Linked DNA regions of Homo sapiens: region 2 is linked to region 1. A link is a loop called in an ENCODE intact Hi-C map of the cell type or tissue named here. Cell type or tissue: ascending aorta. All regions are shown on one strand.

Region 1 (5,000 bases):
AAGATATTTTCTTAGTACAAGTGTATACATGTACAAATATATTTTTAATAAAAGAAGGAGGAAATACTCATGACAATTACAGTCTTTATTTCTGCAGCTGGTCACATGGTCATAGCTGGTATTGATGACTACCTCCTTCTACTACCCATTCTGTATTCCCTTTGCCTTCAGCAAGCATCTCAGCAGGACGTATTTTTTTTTCCTGGTGGAGTGACCCAAACCTTCATTCCTGAAGGATCTGAGTCATTTGTAGTCCTGCCTGGATTGGGATGTAGTAGTTTCCCATTGACCTTAATCATGGGGCATGGTAATACTAAGAGACTGCCTAATCGATCTCCTATATTCCATTTTTACTCTTCTTTACCTCCATTGTGGAGTAGTAGACTGATTTTGTCTTGATATTCCAGGTCAATCACCCCAACCAACACTATAACTCCCTTCTTAGCCTGTTGACTTAAAGGTAGAAGGATCCCAAAGTGGCCAGGTGTCAATCTTAACTTCCAGTTTAATGGGATCGTTGTTGTTTCTCCTGGTGGCAGCATTCCTCCCTCTGGAACTAAGACCTCTAGGCCAGTAGAATGTAATGTCGTGGGAACAAGAATGGGGCTGATAGTGAGTGGTGCCACTTCCAAGTCCACTCCTTGATTCCTGGACCCATGAATCCTGGCTATGGGAGAAACAGTACTATATTTTGGACACTGATTCAGAGCGTACGTGGCCTTCTGGAGAACTTTGCCCCAGGCCTGCAAAGTATTGTCACCTAGTTGGCATTGTAATTGTGACTTCAGAAGGCCATTCCACCGTTCTATCAATCCAGCTGCTTCAGGATGATGGGGAACATGGTACAGTGAATTCCATGAGCATGAGCACACTGCCGCACTTCTTTAGCCATGAAGAGAGTGCTTTGGTCAGAGGCAATGCTGTGTGGAATACCATGACGGTGGATAAGGCATTCTGTGAGTCCACAGATGGTAGTCTTGGCAGAAAGATTGCATGCAGGATAGGCAAACCCATGTCCAGAGTATGTGTCTATTCCAGTGAGGACAAGCGTCTGCCCTTTCCATGATGGAATAAGTCCAGTGTAATGAACCTGCCACCAAGTAGCTGGCTGATCACCCTGAGGAATGGTGCCATATCAAGGGCTCAGTGTTGGTCTCTGCTGCTGGCAAATTGGGCACTCAGCAGTGGCCATAGCCAGGTCAGCCTTGGTGAGTGAAAGTCCATGTTGCTGAGCCCATGCGTAACCTCCATCCCTGCCACCATGGCCACTTTGTTCATGGTCCCATTGGGTGATGACAGAAGTGGCTGGGGAAAGAGGCTGAGTGGTGTCCACAGAACAGGTCATCCTATCCACTTGATTGTTAAAATCCCCCTCTGCTGAGGTCACCCATTGGTGAGCACTCACATGGGATACAAATATCTTCACAGTTTTTGACCTCTCAGAGAGGTCCATCCACATACTTCTTCCCTAGATTTCTTTGTCACACATTTTCCAATCATGCTTCTTCCAAGTCCCTGACCATCCAGCCAAACCATTGGCTGCAGCCCATGAATCAGTATATAATCAGACATCTGGCCATTTCTCCTTCCATGCAAAGTGCATAACCAGGTGCACTGCTCGAAGTTCTGCCCACTGGGAAGTTCCCTCCACCGCTGTCCTTCAGGGATGTCCTAGAAAGGGCTGTAGTCCTGCAGCTGTCCACTTCCGGGTGGTGCCTGCATATCATGTAGAACCATCTCTGAACCAGGGCCTAGTCTTCCCTTCCTCTGTCAACTGATCACAGGGAACTCCCCATGAGGCCATCGGTGCAGGCTAGGGGAGAGAAGGCAGGTGGCAGGAGTAGAGACCATGGGCACTTGAGCCACTTCCTCATGTAACTTACTTGTGCCTTCAGGACCGGCTCGAGCCCGATCACATATATACCACTTCCATTTGATGATGGAATGCTGCTGTGCATGACCCACTTTATGACCAGATGGGTCAGAAAACATCCAGTGCATGATAGACAGTTCAGGTCGCATGGTGACTTGATGACCCATAGTCAAACATTCAGTTTCCACCAAAGCCCAGTAACAGGCCAAGAGCTGTCTGTCAAAAGGAGAGTAGTTATTTTCAGAAGATGGTAGGGCCTTGCTCCAAAATCCTACAGGCCTCCACTGTGATTCACTTATGGGAGCCTGCCAAAGGCTCCGAAGGCCAAGTCAGTGGCTGCATACCAGGTACCAGATGTGTTAATTTGCTCAAGCAATGAAACCACATCTGGTACAGCAGCTGAAATTGGAGTCACCACTTGATTAAGCTTATGATAATCCACTGTCATTCTCCAAGATCTATCCCTATCTGCCACTGACATTTCAAGCACCTTTGGATCTGCTGGGTCATATGGCCCAAGTGGCAGAGCAGCTTGCACAACAGCCTGGAACTGTTGCAGAGCCTTCTTCTGTTCTGGACCCCACTCAAAACTGGCAGGCTTTTGGGTCACTCAATAAATGCGCCAGAGTAAGGCACCCAAATGAGGAACGTGTTGCCTCCAAAATCCAAATAGACCCACTAGGCATGTGCCTCTTTCTTGGTTGTAGGAGGGACCAAACGCAGCAACTTATCCTTTACCTTAGAAGGAATATCTCTACAGGCCCCACACCATTGGACCCCCAGACATTTTCCTGACGTAGAAGTTACTTTAATTTTAGTCAGATTTATTTCCCATGCTCTGTCATGCAAATGTCTCACCAATAAGTCCAGTGTATTTACTACTTCTTGCTCACTGGATCCAATCAGCATAATATCATCAATGTAACGGACCAGTGTGATATCTCATGGAAGAGAGAAGCGATCAAAGTCTCTCAGATAAGATTATGACACAAAGCCAAAGAGTTAATATATCCCTAAAGTAGGACAGTAAAGGTATATTGCTGGTCTTGACAGCTAAAGGCAAATTGCTTCTGGTGGGCCTTATGGACAGGAATGGAGAAAAAGGCATTTGCCAAGTCAATGACTGCATACCAGGTACCAGATATGTTAATTTGCTCAAGCAATGAAACCACATCTGGTACAGCAACTGATATAGGAGTCACCACTTGGTTAAGCTTATGATAATCCACTGTCATTCTACAAGATCCATCTGTCTTCTGCACAGGCCAAACGGGAGAGTTGAAAGGGGATGTGGTGGGAATCACCAGCCTGCATACTTCAATCCTTGATGGTGCCGCTAATCTCCGCAATCCCTCCAGGGATGTGATATTGTTTTTGATTTACTATTTTTTCTAGGTAGAGGCAGCTCTAATGGCTTCCATTTGACCTTTCACCATAATAGCCCTCACCCTACCAGTCACGGAGCCAATGTGGGGGCTCTGCCAGCTGCTATCTATGCCAATTATGCATTCTGACACTGGGGAAATGACCACAGGATGAGTCCAGGGACCCACTGGACCCACTGTAAGTTGGACCTGAGCTAAAATTCCATTAATTACCTGACCTCTATAAGCCCTTCCTTTAACTGGAGGATCACAATTATGTTTTGGGTCCCCTGGAATCAACGTCAGCTCAGAGCCTGTGTCCAGTAGTCCCCCAAATGTCTGATCATTTCCCTTTCCCCCACGCAGTTACCTAGAAGCAAAAAGGGGTGTTGGGGTTGGCTCCTGAGGAGAATCAACATTATTTTACCTGGCCACTGCCTCAGGGGAGGCTGTCACTATTGCCTCAGGCAGCTCAGGGTTTATCTCCTCAGACAAAAGTGGAAAGGCTGATGGCAGCATGGGTTAGAGAGGGGATGTTGCCACTACTGGGGATAGGGAAGCTGTTCCTTCTGGCAAAAAAGGTTCATCAGAGTTTACAAACATCAGGGTCCTCCCACATGCCCCTATTCCAAGTTGCAGGGTCCCATTCTTTTCCAATCAATGCTCTCACTTTAACAGTAGACAGCTGGCGAGGCTGTGCATGAACCTTTTGTTGCAGGTCAGCCACTCGCATGGTAAGAGCTTGTGTCTGTTTTTCCACAATTTCAGCTCTTTCTCTACAGGAGACAAGACTCTCACTCAGGGCAATCTTAGCAGATTTGAGGGTCAGTATCTGCTTCTGAAGCCAGGAGACAGAATCCCTGAGTTCACCATTTTCTGTCATCACTTTGTCCACTGAACTTAGGAGCAATCAACCAGCTTCATTATGTTCCTTGGGTCTCCACATATGGCCGAAGGTATTATGTGAAGTGTCACTAAACTCTCATGAGCAGTGAATCAGGAGTGTCAAATGCATTTATTTTGTGTAATTCTCTAAACAGTTTCCACCAAGGACTATCAGTGTTCTCCATACTATTAGAAGTAGAGTCCTTAGCATTTTTGTGTTTAATCATATTAAGCAGCCAACTCCAGAAACCCCAAAACCAATGAAAGAACTCCACCCGTAATATTCTGTTTCTCTAGAACCACTACCTGGTACCAAAATCTTTATTAGTCAGGGTTCTCCTGGAGGGACAGAACTAATAGGATATATATAATATATATATATATATATATTTTTGTTATATATATTATATATTTTATTATGTATATATAATATATAATATATGTTTATTAAATATTAACTTACACAATCACAAGGCCACAATAGGCTGTCTGCAAGCTGAGGAGCAAGAGGAGCCAGTCCGAGTCCCAAAACTGAAGAACTTGGAATCCAATCTTCAAGGGCAGGAAGCATCCAGCATGGGAAAAAGATGTAGGCTGAAAGGCTAGGCCCGTCTCTCTTCTTCACGTTTTTCCGTCTGGTTTATACTCTCTAGCAGCTGATTAGATGGTGCCCACCTGATTAAGGGTGGGCCTGCCTTCCCAGCCCACTGACTCAAATGTTAATCTCCTTTGCCAGCACCCTCACAGACACACCTAGGATCAATATTGCATCCTTCAATCCAGTCAGGTTGACACTCAGTATTAACCATCGCACCAGGCAAGCGCAAACCAAAAGCTAGCAAGTGTCGCCAGTTTGCCTTCAAAGAGGAAGAAATTCA
Region 2 (5,000 bases), 94 kb after region 1:
TTGTTCTCTGTTTCTGATGGCTTGAGCAGCAGTGACCAGAGTGGCTTTGCTAGCCACCTATACACAATGGTCATCAGCCTAACCCTGTCGCCTTCCAACTTGGGACAATGAGATCACCACATAAAAGAAAAGTAATCTTCAATCTGCTTAGAGCCACTGCACTGTTGAGTCACTTTCTTAAAGTAGTTATTGTTATCCTCACTAAAACCCGACCTCACAGGAGGTGTTGAGAGCATTCGATGAGTGAGTGAGTGAACACAAAGGACATCGAGTCCACACTGTATATGTGGTCGCTAATAGCACTGATGCAGAAAATAATAAAACATCATCATGTAATTAGGAAGCAAATGCTTGTGTAAAAAATTACATGAAATATTTCAAAGCTATGTAGCAATAAGGTTTGCATGCTGTGGAGTTTTCTATAATCCAGCCCATCGTGCAGGGCCATCGTCCAGGTAATCTGGAATTGACTGGCCATACAAAATGGAAAGCACCCTGTGTTAGCCCGTTCTTACATTGCTATGAAGAAACACCTGAGGCTGGGTTATTGATAAAGAAAAGAGATTTAATTGGCTCATGGCTCTGTAGGCTATACAGGAAGCATGGTGCTAACATCTGCTTAGCTTCTGGGAGGCCTCAGGAAGCTTCCAATCACAGCGGAAGGTGAAGGGGGAGTAGGTGTGTCACATGGCTGGAGCATGAGCAAGAGGGGTGGGAGAGGTGCTACACACTTTTAAATGACCAGATCTTGCAAGAACTCCCTCACTATCGCAAAGACAGCATCAATGGGATGGTGCAAAACCATTCATGAGAATTCCACCCCCATGATCCAATCACTTCCCACCAGGTCCCACTTCCAACACTGTGGCTTACACTTCAATATGAGATTTGAGTAGGGAAACAGAGCCAAACCATATCACATACGAAATCATAGATGGTATTGCTGGTTATAAGAATTCTTTATCATGAATAAAACAGTGTATATTGTTCGGAGAGTTCTCAAGAAGATGTGATTAGAATCTTGCGTCAAAAGGACAAGAATGGCTGGACACGGTGGCTCACGTCTGTAATCCCAGCACTTTAAGAGGCCAAGGCCAGGAGTTTGAGACCAGCTGGGCAACATGGTGAAACCCCATCTCTACCAAAAATACAAAAATTAGCTGGGCATGGTGGCAGGTGCCTGTAATGCCAGCTACTCAGGAGGCTGAGGCAGGAGAATCGCTTGAACCTGGGAGGCAGAGGTTGCAGTGAGCCTAGATCACACCAATTGCACTCCAGCCTGGGCAACAGTGAGACCCTGTCTCAAAAAAAAAAAAAGAAGAAGAAGAAGAAGAACAGGAATGGAAATGACCATGACTATGACCACGCTGGTTGGCTTTTCCATATCCAGAAATACCTGTGTAGAAGATAGACACACCAACCCTTTCTAATTTGATGGTGGTGTTTCTTTGTGTCTTCTTTTCTGAGTTTTTCTGCTATTCCATTGACACTTTGATTAGTGCATTTCCAGAACATCTGGGAGTCTGTGGTCACTGTAGAGCACACAGCCTCCACAGCTGTCACCCTATGATGCGCCCCTCCCCTGTGCCTGGTTACTGGAAAGAGGAGGAATGCCATAGGCAAAGGGCAGCTGGGAGAAGCCTGCCCCGGAGCAACAGCACATGGACTGCAGAACGATGGAGCTGCCAGAAGCTTTTTGTTTTCATAAGTGCAAGGCATCTCTCCAGCTTAGTTGCATGACAGCCTATGCAGGGATAGTTGCCTCTGCTGTCAGTCAACATTCACAGACATGTGGCGCCCACACAGGGCCACTGTGGTCAGCTGCATTGATCCTTGCTTTGGACAAGAATAAGAATTGCCTGAACTATTTCTAGCTCCCCTGGCTGGGAACACTGACAAGGAACTCCTACTCTCCAGCCATGGAACTGAGCTAGAGACAGACAGCTCGGGGACCGAACCTGAGGAGGCAGGAGGACGGCCGTGCTCATTCTTCCTAATTGCATGTTGATTCTCAACATCAGGAAAGTGCTCTGACTCAGGGCAGCAAAGTAACCCTCTCTGAGTATGAAGTGAGACAAAGTCCCCCACAGGCAGGTAGCTATGGCGGAGACAGGGTGGCCTTTGGGACTGTGAGTCCTGAGTATGAGCCTTTCTGGGCAGTTTGTTTCCTGTGTGTGAGAGACAGAGAGAGAGAGATTATATGTGTGTGTGTGTGTGTGTGTGTGTGTGTGTGTGTGTGTGTGTGTGTGACATGAACACTAAGTTCTATCAAAGGAAATCATAAAATGTGAAAATTAATTTTTCCCTCCAGGAGAGAAGCTTTGGGGTTTATGACTCGTAGGAATGGTGTAATATGCAAGAAGGAGTCCATGCTAGCACTGGCCTTGGAGCTCAGGAAGGAGCTGTGAGAATCGCAGCATGCCCCACAGGTGTCTGAGAGGTGTCGGAGAGTCAGTGTGGTGTCAGGGCCATGGGCAAGGCCCCGATGCAGAGGTGTAGAAGTGGGTCTGGGTCCTGGGACCTGGGGCAGGAGGTACGGATGGGGGAGTTGGCAGCAATATGAGAACTTGGTGGGAGAAAGGGAGGAGCCCAGTTGCTTGACTGAGCCACAGGGAAGGGCAGGATGCATGGGACACTGAGTCCCCAGCCTCTAAGCTAGGAGTTCCTCAAGTGTTCCCTGACTCAGGCCAGAGAGAGCCACAGGCTGCACTGCAGGTGCAGGTCAGCAGGAGGCACGGGGACAGGGCTAAAGGGAAGGTGACCTGGCAGGTTCCACATGAGATCTACAGTGTCAATCTGGACACTTTGTGGGGATAAAACCCAGCCAAGCATCAGGTCATCATCGCTCATGCATGGGTTTTCTGATGGGGCCCCCCAGTGCCCAGCTTCCCATATGCTTCTGACAGCACATTGCATGAAGCCATTGAAAGCCGTGCCCTGGTTTGTGGTTCCAACAAGAACTGGTTTCCCCAAAAGTAGGTCAAGAGCTCCTCAGAAACTTGTGGACTCTGACTTTGATTTTTCCATCTTCAAGTTGAAAATATAAGTTCTTTGCAAGAAAAAAAAACATTGATTTTTTTTCTTCTTTTTGTGAAATTTGAAACATAGTTGGCATGATGGGAAATAAAAACTGACAAAGTCAGGGAAACCCCAATTGTGGCCTAGCAAGCTCCCAGCCATCGTTTGGGCAGACCCCATGGCCATGGCTGGTTCTTCAGCTGCAATGGGGCAGAGGCCTCCCTGGATACAGAGAAGACCGTGAGACCTGATGAGCACGTGGGTGGCTCTGTGGGCTGCCACCCTGCTCCCAATCCCACTTATCATGGCCACAGTGAACTCTGTCATTGAAACGGACTTTCCATGCCAGTCACAAGAACAGTCTATTATCTCAGTGAACGTCAGATACCTCCTGGAAAATTGCGCAGGTTTCTTTATGTCTCTTTGCTAGAAGGAGGAAATGAGGAAACTCCAGCAAGAAAGAAGGCATCATTTTTTCAACAATCACACATAACGTGAGTATGAGCCACCCAGAAAGCTGAGATCTTTAAGAACCAGGAACACATCTTACATCTTTTGCATCCTGGGCAGTGTTTAGCCCAGGACCTTGTCCAGCGTTAGTTCTCAATGAATGGCTGTTGAATGAATGAGTGAGTGAACAAGGCTTGAGTCTTCCTACTCTGGCATCACAGTGTCCACCTGGGAGGCTCTGCAGGCTGAGGTTAGGAGTACGGCACAGGGAGCAACCCCAACCTGGCTCTCACCACCCTCCATGGGCACCTGCTCGTGTTGCCTGACCAGCATCGGCTCTTCCTTCTTTTCACAATGGTACCTGGATTTTCACTGATGCGCTCTCTTTCCCTTCCTCAACTCATCTGATTCAGGTGGAGCTGATGACCCAGCCTCCAGTGGACATGTGGCCTAACCTTGAAAATTATAGAATCAAGTGAGTGACTTATCATGCTTTGGATTCTGGAGGCAACAATCCCATCAAAAAGCGGGCTAAGGACATGAATAGACAATTCTCAAAAGACGATATACAAATGGCCAAAAAACATATGAAAAAATGCTCAACATCACTAATGACCAGGGAAATGCAAATCAAACCCACAATGCGATACCACCTCCTCCTGCAAGAATGGCCATAATCAAAAAATCAAAAAACAGCAGATGTTGACATGGATGCAGTGGTCAGGGAACACTTCTATACTGCTGGTGGGAATGTAAACTAGTACAGCCACTATGGAAAACAGTGTGGAGATTCCTTAAAGAACTAAAAGTAGAGCTACCATTTGATCCAGCAATCCCACTACTGGGTATCTACCCAGAGGAAAAGAAGTCATTCTATGAAAAAGATACTTGCACATGCATGTTTATAGCAGCACAATTTACAATTGCAAAAATATGGAACAAATCAAATGTCCATCGATCAACGAGTGGATAAAGAAACTGTGGTATATATATATATATGATGGAATACTACACATCCATAAAAAGGAATGAATTAATGACATTTGCGGTGACCTGGATGAGATTGGAAACTATTATTCTAAGTGAAGTAACTCAGGAATAGAAAACCAAACATTGTATCTTCTCATTGATATATGGGAGCTAAGCTATGAGGACACAAAGGCATAAGAATGATGGAATGGACTTTAGAGACTTGTGGGGAAGAGTGTGGGGGAGCGAGAGATAAAAGACTACAAGTAGGGTGCAATGTATACTGCTCCGGTGATGGGTGCACCAAAATCTCACAAATCACCACTAAAGAACTTACTCATCTAGCCAAATACCATCTGTATCCCAACAACTTATGGAAAAATTAAAATAAAAAAAAAAGAAGGTCAGGCACAGTGGCTCATGCCTGTAATCCCAGCACTTTGGGAGGCCAAGGCAGGTGGATCACCTCAGGTCAGGAGTTCAAGACCAGCCTGGGCAACATGGTGAAACCCCCGCCTCCACTAAAAATACAAAAACTTAGATGGGTGTGGTGGAAGGAGCCT

What was found. Peaks named below come from ENCODE experiments on the same cell type or tissue, not always from the same donor. Only the 100,000 strongest peaks of a DNase experiment are listed, where the experiment ranks them.
Region 2: it touches region 1 in a loop (2.1-fold over the local background); 25 of 110 quality-filtered maps call a loop at or near these places.

Annotation. Positions count from the first base shown.
Region 1 is chr2:100,711,998-100,716,997 of GRCh38, reverse strand. No RefSeq gene overlaps it. Among named protein-coding and RNA genes, the nearest start is that of LINC01868, 35 kb to the right of the region's middle. In ascending aorta, no CTCF peak of the experiment used is centred here; no DNase peak of the experiment used is centred here.
Region 2 is chr2:100,618,399-100,623,398 of GRCh38, reverse strand. No RefSeq gene overlaps it. Among named protein-coding and RNA genes, the nearest start is that of LINC01849, 17 kb to the right of the region's middle. In ascending aorta, no CTCF peak of the experiment used is centred here; a DNase peak (open chromatin) is centred at 2,668.